Regions from separate parts of the Mus musculus genome. Here region 2 is linked to region 1. The links are chromatin loops, found by intact Hi-C in ENCODE. Cell type or tissue: heart. All regions are shown on one strand.

The links. Peaks named below come from ENCODE experiments on the same cell type or tissue, not always from the same donor. Only the 100,000 strongest peaks of a DNase experiment are listed, where the experiment ranks them.
Region 2: a loop joins it to region 1, with 9 times the contacts of the local background. A loop is called at or near these places in 7 of 42 quality-filtered maps.

What each region holds. Positions count from the first base shown.
Region 1 is chr10:56,751,728-56,759,727 of GRCm38, reverse strand. No RefSeq gene overlaps it. Among named protein-coding and RNA genes, the nearest start is that of Gm36769, 180 kb to the left of the region's middle. In heart, no CTCF peak of the experiment used is centred here; a DNase peak (open chromatin) is centred at 4,707.
Region 2 is chr10:56,679,826-56,687,825 of GRCm38, reverse strand. No RefSeq gene overlaps it. Among named protein-coding and RNA genes, the nearest start is that of Gm36769, 250 kb to the left of the region's middle. In heart, no CTCF peak of the experiment used is centred here; a DNase peak (open chromatin) is centred at 4,775.

The DNA.
Region 1 (8,000 bases):
AGAAAACTCAAAAAGCAAAAAGCTCTTAACCCAAAGCATCCAGGAAATCCAGGACACAATGAGAAGACCAAACCTAAGGATAATAGGTATGGAAGAGAGTGAAGATTCCCAACTTAAAGGGCCAGTAAATATCTTGAATAAAATTATAGAAGAAAACTTCCATAACCTAAATAAGAGATGCCCATGAACATACAAGAAGCCTATAGAACTCCAAATAGACTCAACCCAAAAAGAAATTCCTCCTGTCACATAATAATCAAAACACGAAATGAACTAAACAAAGAATTTTAAAAGCAATAAGGGGAGAAGGTCAAGTAACATGCAAAGGCAGACCTATTAGAATTACACCAGACTTTTCACCAGAGACTATGAAAGCTAGAAGATCCTGGGCAGATGTCATATAGATCTTAAGAGAACACAAATGCCAGCCCAGACTACTATATGCAACAAGACTTTCAATCACCATAGATGGAGACAAGATATTCCATGACAAAACCAAATTTGCACAAATCTTTCCACAAATATAGCCCTACAAAGGATAATAGATGGAAAACACCAACACAAGGAGTGAAACTACACCCTAGAAGAAGCAAGAAAGTAATCTTTCAACAAACCCATGCAAGCATAATTTTACCTCAACAAGAAAATTAACAGGAAGTAACAATCACTTTTCCTTAATATCTCTTAATATGGAAATTAATATTACCAATATATCCCAATCGATTGAAACTTAGAAATATGAGGAATTAGAAATTTGTTGGCTATCATCCAGTGGTCTCTCTCTATTTTGGTAATGGGAGAAATAGGCCCAACATTGTACAATCCATATACATTTTCTGCTTGTTTGTACATGGCAGGGTCTTGCTGTGTGGCACATAATGGTCTTGAAAGAATGCTTCTCCTGTCTCAGCCTCTCTATTAGTAGGATTGTTTATTTGATGTTTTTACACTACACTATGGTTTTCAGAACACCTTACATATTTCAAAATTATTTATACAGCCAAAAGAAATGTAGACAGCTAATTTGGGAGGTGGCTTGTAAGAGAACAACAAAGAATGAAGGCTTTGCTTGATATTTATAATTATTGTATCAATTTTGAATAAGAGGACTTTATAAGTTACTCTTATTCTGAGATGAATGCTTTTCAAAATCATCACAGCCAATGAACCAGAATCTTACCCACACCTAATGTCTGTGCCAAGCAGAACCATTGTTCATTGAAACAGTTGATGAATGACTTCATGGATAAACCATCTTAATACACACACCATTTCTTAAATGGATATATTCTGTTCCCTGTGGGCTGAGAATGACGACAATCACCCAAGTCAAGTAGCTTTGACTGTATCAGGAAATCTGTATCCAAAAATCGTGCCTACAATTCATTCCTTGGCGCAGCAGAACTGTCACCTCTTAGCTTATCTACGATGGAGGTAAAATTCTTTGGTGATGTGAGGGACATTCAAGTACAGCCTTATTAAAATGGACTCCAATGTCCAAAAACTGTTCTTATTTTGTGTTTGTACCACAGTAAGAGCCAAGATTTTAAGCTCTACTAAAAACAAAACAAACAAAAAGACTTTATCTATTTTTGCTCATTACAAAATGAATAGTGATATATTATCTTAAAATATCACACAATTAATATATTTGAAGCTATTTAAAATTTATATTGAGAAAAAAGTATGTATTTTCAATATTTCTGTAGATAAACATCTACATAAGACTTTTCAATTGATTGTTGTTTTATATCAAACAACTTTTATACCACTCATTTTTATTTTTACAATATTTTATAAATTTTAAAGAATATGATAAAAAATGAAAAGTATTGCAGGTTTTGAAAGGGGGATCTCTGGGGTACAAAAGGGAAAGAAAAATGTGATAAGTCTATTTACTCAAAATATGTTTTTAAATGTTAACAAATTCAATAAATTGAAATTATGCATCTTTTCTCATCATAATGCAATAAAACTTAAAGAAAAAAAAGATTAAATCTTATGAGTGTCCCCTCACAGGGGTTGGGTTAAGCTAAGTAGCTGAGTCAGAGAGTTATACTAGTTTTCAAATCACATTGCTTCACCAGAAAACTTTGTAAAGAAGAAGATTCTTTTTTAACAGAAGTAACTATTGGAGGAAAGTTTGTCAGGTATGTTTAGGAAAAAAACATACGCCATTACTGTAGAAGCATCAAGCTAGTGAGACTCCAGTTTTATTCATTAGCAGTGACTTAGCACTTCATTTATTGATTTTTCAACAGTTTCACTATCTAACAAGGGTGCTGAAAACTCTTTCTCCAGGAGAGTGAGTCACTGACACACCAGGTAACCAGTCCTTGTGTTATTCTTGCCCATCTAGTGCGTCTGCACAACATGGGTCACAATAGTGGTCCAGGCAAGCAGTTGATGTTGAGGAGGAGAAATGAATCAAATGGATCACGGACTAACATGTTGGTGTCACCATTTAATGTCGAATGTGGCGACCAACTGCAACCTCAGAAACGAGGATTTTCAGGGGATGTATTTAAGGTGTTTCTTCTTAACAGCTAGTTTGATCACACACTCAACTAAGTCTCATTGAGAAAAAGTTGCAGAGACTAGGATTTTTCATCTGTGACTAACTCATATCCACCACTGCACTGAGGATTCTCCAAGTTTATCGTAACCTTTACTCTGTGCCATGATATTCATTTTGGAAATACCACCTGCTGAGTTGATTGGAAAATAAAATCTGTCCTCTTCTTTACAAAGTTTCCTGGTGATGCGGTGTGATTTGAAAACTAATGTAACTCTCTGACTCCGCTACTTAGCTTAACCCAACCCCTGTGAGGGGAAACTCATAAGATTTAATGAAATTTCCATGGTTTTACTAACTTCACAATAGACTTTAGTGTTGTCCAGCGTACTCCACTTGCTTTAAGATACTCAAACACTCCCTTCCATCACCCAGCCTCTTACCAAGAGCAATGTTGGAACATGGTTCTCCAGGTTCTAAGTTGAGCTCAGGTTCAATGATCAACTAAAACTGTCAGTTAATTTTATTCGAAGATAAGTGATGAAGTGTCGCGTCCGCTCTCGACCAGCAAGAACGACACGACCACCAGTCCTTCTAACAGCAGTTTATTCAGCAAACCAGTCTTCCTCTCTCTTCTTTCTCTTTGTTTATATCTCCCAGTAATAATAATCCTCTCTCTAACCCGGGCCTCTCACTCTTATATACTCTCAGCCCTCATCCACTCACAGCAGGCCACGTCACCTCACCAGGTACACAGCTTCAGCTAATCAGGGCAGCAGGGGCATATCTCCACCAAAATGGATTCGCCAGTATCCTGGTACACCTGCGCAGCTCTTATGATGGTTGTGGCTTATATTCAGATGAGGAAGTCAGGTGCAAGTCATAAGACTTAGCTGCAGTCCCTGGCGCCTTCTTGGGACTGCCACCATACCCGCTCCTCACAACGAAGACCTCTGGATGTGTCTCTGCTGATATTTCCAGAGAAAATCCAATCAAAGAGCTTGGACCTAACCACTAGATTAATCACTTGATAGGATAATAATAATAATAATAATAATAATAATAATAATAATAATAATAAATAGCATTATTGACAGGCAATGAAAGATAAGGCATGGATCTCAGTAGGAGAAAGTGGGTCACCAAGTGTATACTTGGGACTATATCTCTCCTAACTCTTTCCTGTGTACCTTTTCTCTTGTTCCTTATCCTCCATGGAGAATCTCTTCTGTCATTTACTCCCACTACTGTGACATTTGGCACAAGTGTGTGGACTTAACACGAACTAGAATTTCAGAATCAATTTTCCGCCCCTCCATTTGTTTCTATCAGGTATTCACAACAATGCAAAAGTCATCACTTTCTTAGTGCTAATTTTCTGTCTGAATCTCAAGCTATTATTATTAATTTTTTCCCTTCCTGTTTTAACAATCACACTTTGGGGACTAAGTGTGCTGATTAGTTTTTGTCAATGACACAAACTAGACTCATCTAGGAAGAGGGACAGCAGTTGAGGACCATCACATTGGTCTGTACCTGGGTCTGGAGGATGTTTTCTTGATTAATGATTGACGTGAGGTGGCCCACCTGGGCAGGTGGTGCTGGGTTGTTTTAAAAAAATGGCTGAGCAAGCCACAGGAACACAAACCTGTACGCAGGGTTCCTCCAAGCTTCAGGCTACTTCAGCTCTTGTCTCCGAGTTCTTGCCTTGGGCTCCTCAGCAGACTCCCGCTGAAGACAGACTGGAATGTGGAAGTGTAAGCCAATGAACCCACCTTCCCAAAGTTGCTTTTCATCACTGTGGCAGAAACCATGCTAGGACATTTAATTATACAGTTTAAAATCTCAATATTATATGTGATTTAAAAAAGCACGGTGTAAAGCTTAAACATTGGAGATAATGCTAAGTGGCGAATTTAACCACTTTTGTCCTCATTTAATTTTTCTTAGGCATAAGAAATTGAAAAATCAAAGTAGTTATGCACTGATTCCCTTTAGATCCTAGACTTATGTTTGGAAATACTTTAGGATTGTTTTTGCAATGCTCCCGTTCTCGCCCCAGCCGCCTTGATTTCAGACCAGAACCCTCTGTCATTTTATTGTAGGAGCCACCCAGGAGCATCTCCCAATTGGTTTGGCGCTGATCCACAGTGTTGTCATAAGTCTGTCATCCAGTGATGGATATCCCATCCTGCACACATTCCACGTGGTGATCCAATGTGGAAGGTAAAACGTGCCCTATGACACGGTGACATTGTCTGCAGAGGATGTCAATTCTTTGTGAATATTCCCACGGAGAGCCCGACCTCTGTTCATCACAAACAGGAACTTTCTTTTCTTTTTCTTTTTTTTTTTTTTTTTAACCGGAAGGTAGAGTGAGAGAGGAAATAGTGTTGACTTCTGGGAGAAGTGGCATTGGAAGTACAGTTTGCTCTTGGAACAATTATGGGAAGCTCCACAGAGCATGTCCTTTTTACTCAGTATAATAGAAATCCCTTCCACTCCTCTGAGGAAACAGCAGTTCAAAGACAGGACACAGAGTCCTGAAACTCTGGCAACTTTTGAATAGTGTTTTTTCTCTTCCTCACTAGCAAACTGAAAGTCTCTGTGTAGGTAAATTAAGCCGCATGGGTCTCATTTCTATTTGACCATGCTAATTTCCTTTTGCATTAATTGGCTTGATCTACTCGATCCCACTTATTTATTCAACAAACGTACAGTAAACATTTTCTTAGTATTGAGCCAGTTAGTACAGATCCACAAACAAGTAAGAACTCTTAAGAAGTATATAGTCCACAAACACATGAATTGCAAACATAACCATTCTGATGAGCATCTAGGAAACATGCAACCAAATAGTGACAAGTGAGCAGTCTTTCGCCTGATAATCTCTTCCAGAGAAATCCCAACCTAAGCTTTTCTGGGCCCACAGACTGGGAGATTCAGCCTTTTTAAAATCATGTAATATATTATTTACAGTACAACATCCACCCTGCTGGAAACACACAATGTAATACTGTGCCACAGTTGGAATCAAAGGACTAGGAATAAATGCATGTTTAAAACACAATACCAAGTGATTTAAAATGAAACAATTATAGCACTATGAAATAGTAACCTAAGCACAAATTATAACAAACACATACCTACCCATGATGCTCATCTCCTACACAAAGAAAAGGAAAGTACATTAAAATAACAGTTTCTGTTGTAGAGGGATACGGGAATGGAGACAATGTATAAAGGAATTAGAAAAACAAGGAAATATTTAAGAAGGAACTTGGACTGTGTGACACAAACTAGACAATGTGCCTGACTCAGAAAATACTGAACTGAATAAGAATAAAAACTAGCTACAGTGCATAGCAGCTTGGAATAGCATTTCGTTGCACAGAGTGTTAGTAAACCTTACTGGATCCAGGCCAAGGTCCTGCAAGTGACATCTAGAATGACTGATGGATACCCAACCTCACGGTGTCTCTTAACACTCAGCAGTTCATCCTTGTCCTTGAATGGGAATTCAACTATCCTAGTAAATTAAGTTCTATTATTGGACCCTTTCTTCCCAGCAGCATTGATAACTTGTCTAATGCACACCAAATTAAATAGGGCAGGAGCTATTGAAGATTTAAAAACTGGTCCAGAAGTCACCCTTTCCTCTGGATCACAGTGTTGAAATGGACTGCAGATGCTACAAGTCTCTGCCCTTGACTGTCCTGCTCTGTGTCACTCAAGAGTGAGTGCCTGCTAGTCATCCCATTGTGATTTATCTCTAGAATTGCACACAGCCACTTGTCCTCTTCTGTTTTGTTTCCTTTAACAAAGCAAACCCCATATTTCCCTTCCTGCTGTTAGGAAAGTCCCACCTCTTTATCCCATTGTCTTTCTGGAAGTGTGTTAGAGAGCTCTGCCTAGTATCTTTACACACCAGAATTCTGCCTCGTGCCTAATGGGATCAATCTACCTATTTTGTCTTAGTAGTTCTCGATCTCCCTCTTGATTTTCAACCAATCCACAGACGCTTTATTTTTCTGTAACCTGCCTGTCTGCCCTTCAGTATCATGAAACCAGAGGTCTCCCCAAAGTGCATCTAATGCCAGCTTAAGAAAGAGGCAAAATGTAAGTAATTCTGCCCAAACCCCTGAAGTCAGAGACCCTGGGTTCACATTTGCTTACTCCCTGCAGAGACACAAGCAAGTATGCAGTGGCGCCTGTGGGATGAAGTAGTAAATGGCATCTCTTAGGGTTGCTATAAGCATGGAAATAATATGCTCAGAGGTCTTACAGCAATAGCTGGTGTGAAGCACATGCTCTAAAATATTGTCAATGATTTTTACTATCTCCTGGTTTTATTCTGCCTGAGTGGCTCCTCTTCTTTACAGCTTCAGTGCTGGAGCTAGGAGAAAAAAAAATCAATGATTCATTCCTTCTCCCTTCCCTTTTCCCTCTACCCCTCCCCCTCCCTCTCCCCCTCCCCTCCCCTCCCCTCCCTCTCCCCCTCCCCTCCCCTCCCCTCCCCTCCCTCTCCCCCTCCCCTCCCCTCCCCTCCCCTCCCCTCCCCTCCCTCTCCCCTCCCCTCCCCTCCCTCTCCCCCTTCCCTCCCCTCCCTCTCCCCTTCCCTTCCTTTCCCTTCCCTTCCCCTCCCCCTTAATCTCCCTCTTTCTCTCCTTCCTCCTCTCCCTCTTTCCCTCCCTCCCTCCCCCCGTCATTGTTTCAGAGAATGAAATATAGTAGAGTGGGAACAGTCCAGAGTCTGATTTCAGATGACCCAGGTCAAAGTCACAGCTGTCCTTTACTCCCTGTGTGATGCTGGGGAAAGTTTATCTCCCCTGCTCCATTTCCCTGTTTATGGAATGAAAATAAAAGTGACCTCTACCACCTGGGGCATTTGCCAGGATTCATCACAGTAAATCCTGCGAGAGCCCTGGTGGTGGTGGTATTATCTAATAGCCATCACTGTTGTCATGGTTATCTGATGTCTGCTTTCATGCTGCTAGAAAGTATGTCATAGTACTTCCTGAAGAGTCAATGAATAATGACCCCAGTTCAATGTTCTCATAAAAACAAAATAATTTATTACTGTGTGTAAGTCTTATTGTTAATTCACAGCTCCGGTTAATTATTAGTATAAAGGAAATAATCTGTGAGTAATTTAATTGTGTCATTAATATTTTATCCTTTAAATTTTAAAGTAGGCACTATATAATTCCACCACACGCAACATTTAATTTCCCCCTAATACTTATAAAAATGTATTTCTTCATCAGTTTGTAAAATCAAGAGCAGAGTGTGTAGCACTCACATTTCACTACTGTAACAAATATCTGTGATGATCAATTTAGAAAAGAAAAAAGGGTTGTCTAGACTCACAGCTTTGGAGTTTGAGTCTGTGATTCTTTGGCCTTGTTGTTTTAGAAAGCACTGGAGAGTAAAACTGCTTTCCTCATACCCAGTCAAGAAATAAGAAAGAGGAAGAAGAAAGGGG
Region 2 (8,000 bases), 72 kb after region 1:
AGGACCTCATAACAGGGAAGTCTGCCAGCAAGTGGCAGGCCTCAGGGGCAGGAGCAAGAAGTTGAGAATTCACATTTCCAAACCCAAGCAAAAAAACTGGGAAAGCTAACAGAAGTAAGGGGAGGCTCTAAAAACTCAAAACCCTTCCTAGAGGACTACTTCTCCTGGCAAGGCTCCATTCCCATAGGTTCCAGAACCTTCTCAAACAACACCATTAGCTGGAGACCAAGTGCTCAAATACCAAATACCAAAGTGTTCCACAGTCCTACAGGCAAGGGATTGCCAAAGAAACATGAAATGCTCTATATATTTGCATGCAGTTTGTATAAAATATATAGGCATATTAGATGAGGAAACTAAGAATGCTAGCAATTATTTCTCAGTTTTTTCACCTTTATTTTTATACTAAAAAGAAATCCTGTGTGATTTTTCTTAACAGAGAAAAATGACTTAAAATGTAAAATGATGCTCACCATTTGGTATGTGACAAACATGAAGCTATTGTTGGATATTAGAGATAAGAAAATGTGGTAAATTGACGGCATGTATATGTATATACATTCATACATAGATATTGTCTTTGGGTTTTGAATTTCAAAACAAAATATTTCAAGCTTTTCAGTGAAGATATTCTTAAGAATGGAAATACAGATAGTTATATTAAGCAGACATAATAAAATAGATTTTCCATCTCTATTATACATTTTTTTCACTAGCTAATGATTCTTTTTTCTGATATACACACTAACATACAAAGACATTAGCAATGCATCTGCGTGGGTACCATGTCACACACCTGTAATCCCAGCATGTGATAGCAGAGGAGGGAGGGGTGAATGTTTGTGACCAGCATGGGTTACATAGCAGAAATGTTTTCTAAGAAAACAGAGATGCATGTAAAAAGTATAAATATAACACATTTATAATGGACCAAACCTAAATTTTCCTCTTTCTCAAACACTTAGTAGATATAATTACAGTGCTGAAACCTCCATTTGTTTCAAAATGTCAGCAGTCCACCGAAGCTAACAACAGTCCTGTGTCTGTCTTCCCAGGAAGGAGTCCCAACAGGACAGAAACAGAGGGGTTTAGATCTCTTTAAATATATAACTGTATTATCATCATTTCTGTGAAATAGCGTTTTAAAAATAGACCCTCCCTGCAACTTGTTGCTCAGGAAGAATATCATGGAAAAAAATCGCCATTGCTGTCTTCCTATTCCAATAATTTTCTCCCCCGGCCTTTGGCCCTAATGCTTAGTTTCCTAAAAGGCTTTATGTCTCTCACCTATAAATGTAGTTTAGACTATCTCTGCATTGCGTCCTTTTTCCAGAAAAGAAAATAAAAGCTTAGAAAGTTCTCTTAACTTCCCCCAAACCACACAATCAGTAAGTGTTAGAGATGAGTTTTGAGCAGTAGCATACTAATACCAGGACTGGTTTCCATAACCATCATTTGGTTCTTTAAATCTCTGGTTATCAGGCACCATCAAACACACTCTCTGTGTGTGAACCACTAACCGGTGATGTTGTCATATTATCCAAAACTGTTTCCCAAATGGTCTGCAAGTCATATTCAGGATGACCCACAGACTCTAAATAAATACATTAAGGAATTCAAGTTAGCGGACAAAAGGGGAAGGAAGAAAGACATAAAGTGAGAAGGTCAATTGGATTTATACTGGAAAGGTTATTCATCGAAGGGGAAAGAGCCCGGCTGGAGAAACAATGACTCACAGTGTCTATGATGTGGACAGGAAACTGGTAAGGAAATAAATCACAGTTCTTCAATGAGAATGCTCTTACATCAGTATGAACTGTTCTCTACTTAAGTTCCACATTTCCCATGCCAAATACCTGCATAACTGCAAATTTGGGGATGGGGGTTTTAGTTGACTGATTGAGATAATGTTATGTAGCCCAGGCTAGTCTCAAACTTGATAGAGGGTTGAGGCTGACCTTGAACTCTTGACCCCGAGTCTCTGCTTCCTACATGATGGTATTACAGGCGTGAGCTACCACACCCAGCTTGACACTTCTTATATTGTGATTAAAGCCATTTTTGAAAGTGAGGGGGGAAAATGATTAATGGTTCAGTAGTAAAAGTCAACCTAGTGCGGAACTTGTCTTCCAAAGCGAATTCCGTGGCCTGCCCTTCCCCAGCTTTGCTGAGCTGTACTGCTGATCTTCTCTTAGGCCTTTGCTTAACACGGTGATGTCCAACCATCTAATTTATGTGCACGTGCTTTAAACAGTTTTCCTTCTGTAAATTAGTGTTTGATGAATCAGTTGGTCAAGTATTAAAGCCTGTTTTCCCTTGAATTTGTTAAATATAATGTAGAATACTTTTACTATGTAATCCCCTGTTTGGCTATCTAGATCATTTATGTGAAATAAGATACGTGCTAATTTTATTATAAAACTGTTTGCGCTGGGCGTGGTGGTGCACGCCTTTAATCCCAGCACGCGGGAGGCAGAAGCAGGCAGATTTCTGAGTTCAAGGCCAGCCTGGTCTACAGAGTGAGCTCCAGGACAGCCAGGGCTACACAGAGAAACCCTGTCTTGAAAAACCATTAAAAAAAACAAAAAACAAAACCTGTTTGCATGAAAAGTTGGCTGAGGGGTTAAGAGTACTTGTTGCTTTTGGAAAGGCCTGGGAATTGAGTCCCTACACCTACATGGCACCTCACAGCCATCTTTAAATTGAATTAAAATTCAAATTCCAGAGGATTCAATGCCCTCTTCTGACCTCTGATGGCACTAGGCACACATATACATATATGTGGACAAAACACATATTCATAAAAATAATCTTTTTCTTAAAAAATAAAACCTGAAAAGTCAATCATTAAGAAATTACAACTTTGGTTATTCAAACTAACAGAAATAATATGTAACTTTAATTGAGAAGCAGTAGAAATTTAAAGCACTTTAGTATTTCCCTTCTCAAATTTATTTTACATGAAGTATCATTTTCTATAGCTAGCAAATAATTAGAAATGTTACTATGAAGACATTCTTAGAGAAGTAACTATTATGAAATGCTTTATATGAACCCCACTGTCTAAGCACTTTTATATTTGGGTTTCAGATTCCTGGTCTATTTTCAAACGGAATAGGTGGACTCCTATGACTTGTCACAGTGTTTAAACTTTTTTTTACATTCATTTATTCATGTATTTATTTATTTGTTTATTTACTGTGTGTGTGTGTGTACACTATGATGCACATGTAGAGGTCAGAAGGTAACTTGTAGAAATCATTTCTCTCTCCCCAGCATGGGGGTTCAAGGAAATTCAGTAATTAGGATTAGCAACAAGCAGCTTCAACCACTGAGCCATTGAGCCATGGACCCTGCATGATGTTTTAATTACTAACTTTTATAATGTGTCAAGTACCAGTTTTAGAAAATTACTGACACTTCTTTTTCAGCAGAGAATTTTTTTTTCTTGCTATATATGTGCACATAGGAACCTGCCTCCTTCAGCATGTTGACTTCTTTTAAATTTATGGACCATCTTATTCTGTATTATTATAAGAGATCTGGAAGAGATAAGGGAAGATGCCTCTTGTTCGTTGGCTTACTAATCATTTAGTTTAGATAAAATACAGATAAAAGCTTTGCTCTGTAGTGAACTTTTGAGCTTGTTTTATCTATATTTCCTTAGTTTAGTGTCCAAATATAAAAATCCTACAAATATCAACTAAAATCTCACTAGTTAGATGAGGGGTGTTTTGTTGTTATTTCTTCATTTATTTGTTTTATAATAGTTCCTTAATCATAAGCATAGAAATTATAGCATTACACAGAGAGACAGACAGACAGACACAGATAAAGACACAGATACACAGACACACAGAGAAACACACAAAAACAAACAGACAGGGGCACACAGAACAAAAGGGAAGAAGACAGAGAGACAGAGACACACATACACAAAGAGAGAGACAGAGAGACAGAGAGACAGAAAGTCAGAGATCAACATAGAGGCAGAGACACATAGACACAGAGAAACACACAAAGACACAGAGACACAGACACACAGAGAGCGAAAGAGGAGATAGAAAAACAGAGACACATATGACACACAACACAGAGAGAAAAAAAAAGACAGAGAGACAGAGACAGAGATGCAGAGACACACAGACAGAGAAACACACAAAGGCATGCATACACACACAGACACAGAGAGAAGGAGCCAGACACACACACACACACATACACACACACACACACACACACACACACACACACACACACTTCACAAAGTTGTTTCCTGTTTACAAGATAACCCTGGAGTCTGCTAACAGTCTCCCTCCCTATGGAAGCTTAGGTTTTCCCCCCACGGATCCTCTGAAAAGCAAGGTCATTGTATTTTGTTTTGTTTTCAGCATTTTATAGAAACGGAAACATGTCAGAGTGTCAAGCTCTCTAAATATCTTTTCACTACATGAAAGCAGAGGTGATTTTCTTTTCAGCACCTTAACACACGAAGCAAGCCTGTTCAGTTTTCCTAGTTAGAAGAAAACTCTATCTGGCTCTTACCTGAAGGAAAGAGTGAAAGACACCTGGACATCTGTGATAGTTACTAACAGTTCAAGTTTTCAGATGAGTGACAGCCCCCACCCTAGAAAATTTGAAATCAGTGCATCACGACACACTTCCCTGCCAGCTTATTGTGTTTTGAACAATAGGTGAGGCAGACCATGGGAACCGTACTGGACATGTGTTCTCTGGGAGCATGGGATGTCATTCATATATCCTGGTGGGAAAAGTAGGTGGACAGAGCAGAGTCATGGGCCTGGCAAACAGCTATTTAGGGGCGCTAAATTGGCAGGAGGAAGTTTATTTTCATTAGGAAGCTCCTTTGGAGCTATTTGTACATGCACAGAGAAACAATTTCTTTTGTATGGAATTTTTATAAGTTGCTCAGGTTGGCCAGTGTCTATCAGGGTCAAACTGGTTTACCACTAGCCTCCTATTCTACTCTTTCATCTCTCTCATGTATTTTGTATCTCCTACATGGTATTTAAGGAGTATAATGACTGACTACAAAACATTATCCTAAATGTTTAGAGGTACTTTTTATTCCATTGAACAGATGATCAGTGTACTGGCTAGTTTTCTGTCAACTTGACACAGGCTGGAGTTATCACAGAGGAAGGAGCTTCAGTTGGGGAAATGCCTCCATGAGATCCAGCTGTAGGGCATTTTCTCAATTAGTGGTCAAGCAGGGAAGGACCCCTTGTGGGTGGTACTGTCCCTGGGCTGGTAGTCTTGGGTTCTATAAGAGAGCAGGATGAACAAGCCAGGGGAAGCAAGCCAATAAAGAACACTCCATGGCCTCAGCATCAGCACCTGCTTACTGCCCTGCTTGAGTTCCAGTCCTGACTTCCTTCAGTGATGAACAGCAATGTGGAAATGTAAGCTGAATAAACCCTTTCCTCCCCAAATTGCTTCTTGGTCATGATGTTTGTGCAGGAATAGAAACCCTGACTAAGACAATCAGTTAAACACAACTGTATCTCCAAACCCCAAGAAATATCAAAAGAAAATGTATTCCAATTGTACCAACCCCTGGAACAAAGAGGGGTTCTCAAGGAGGTAGATAGTTGATAATCCGATGGGCACAAATGCAAAAAATTCTTCCATTTCTTAATTATTATTGCAGCAAAGAAAGCACTTCATAGGTTATTAAGTTAATAACTAAAAGAGTTGAAATCCTTACATAAATCATGGGAAAAGTAAATGGTTTTGTTAGATCAAATTAAAATTCCTACATAAAATTAATTGAATTTTTCTAGAATTTCACGTAAATACAGCTATGGTTGGAAGATGTTTAGGTTTATGAGTGTGTGATGTTCCTTCATCTGAAGACTTTTCTTTTTCATCCTGCCTGCTGCTGCTGCCTTATATTTCTATAGAAGATAAAGTCCTGCTGACTTCATATCAGTTACACTGAGCCACTTTACCTTCTATATACTCACGCAGGGCAGTGGAGTCATGTGATCACTTCACTTCCCAAAGGCAGAAAGCATCCACTGTGAGTCAGTGCACATCCTGAGGGAAGGACCCGCTTTCCCTTTCTGAATGCAATTCCATAGCCAGAGACCAGCCTGATTTCTCTGATATTGCAGACTTCTATTTGAGCAAAATGCCATTTCTCCTGTGATCTGGCTTAAACAAGTCATTGCCTTTAGCTTGACTGTATTTAGATTGTTCTTACAGTTGAAGAAGTGGCCCTAGTTTAAGTTTCTATGCTTTAATGGGGAAAGCATTTTCTGTTTTTTTGTTTAGTGTTATTTAATCTCCCTTCCCCCTCTTTTGAAACAGTTCTCTGTATTGCTTAGACTAGCCTCAGAATAATTTTGTAGCCAAAGATACCCATGATCCTCTAGCATCTACCTTTGAGTGCTGGGGTTGGGTTTTGTGCTCTCCACCAACTTAAATACACCCCAGCCCTTATTTTAGCTTTTTAAGGTAGATTTTACTATGTTGGCCACAAATTCATTATTCTACTGCCTCTGCTTCCTAAATGCTGGTATTTCAAAGGTGGACTTCCTAACATGCCTGGCTGGAATAGCTTTAAAAATATTAAAAATCTACACTTTGAATGCCAGTAGTTTTGTGCCTGTTTGTGTGTGCATGCTGGACATTATCTCATTGTATATTTACTAAAGGACTTTTGGGTTGAGTTTTGCTTTTTGTTTTGTTTTTCAAGATAGGATTTCTCTGCATAGCCCTGGCTTTCTTAGAACTTGCTCTGTAGACCGGGCTGCCCTTTAACTCAGAGATCCACCTACTTCTACCTCCCAAGTGCTGGGATTAAAAATTTGCACCAACACACACATGCACAAACATACACACCACCAGGAACTTTGATTTTTATAGTGATTCATTTTAACAACCGCTTGAATATTTTTTATTGTTGAATGTATGAGAAGGAAGTGAAACAGAAAAATTTTAGGTAATTTATTAAAGTCACTATTCTATATTCTGTTGAAGAACAAATATATGATATTATCAAAATACTTATGACATAGTTATTTTTAAATTGGATACTAATCAGAAATACAGATATAAACAATCCTACCAAAAAAATACATTAGCTCACTTATGGGAGCACCTGATTTTAACCAGCTACAACTTTATAAAGTAAGTTTATAGGAACATGTTTAGTGAGGGCCAGAGAGTTTATGAATATAGTATAATTGAGCCTACTCAATGAATCCATGAAATAAAGTCACCAACTACTTTCACAGCTCTAGAGGTCTTGGAAGCTATGACTACATGAGTTTGGAGATCTCCCAAGCAAGCATTGCCTTGATGCTGTTATTGCCAAGGTCAAGCAACCATCCCTGACAGGGTTGTGTATGTTAATCAGCTTTTAAACATTTGAATTTTATAAACTTGTAAAAGGAATACAAATACTCAAAAAATAGTTTAATGTGGGTGTGATGCCTCTCACCTGTAATTCGAGCTACCTTAAAAAGCAGAAGAATCATGCATTTGAGACCAGCCAGGGCTGCAAAGTAAGATCGTATTCATAGAATAGACACACAACACAAAGAAAATCACCACAAAATATCGAACTAGGATGTAATGTTATTATGGATTTTTTTTAAGTTTACAAAACTTAACATAATTTGGGCCAAAATTTCAATTAAAACTTTTAAAATGCAAATATATATAAAACAACTTTTAAAACACCAGTGCTTGGGACATAGCTCTGTGTGTTTGTTGGGTGGAGGTTGGGGGCATCTTTAAGTGGCATACTCAAGGCCATGGGTCTGATTCTCAATGTCACAACCAAAAAAAATTTTTAAAAAAGAGGCCATACATAATCCCTATTTTATTTATTTGATTTTTTTAAATAAACTGGTAAAACTTTTATTTGTTATGGTCCTCAAATCGACAACAGGAAAACACTAGACTATCCCCCTGCCCCCCCCAAAACCCCCCCAAAAAAACCCACTGTTTTATAGCCAAGATTCCAGTCA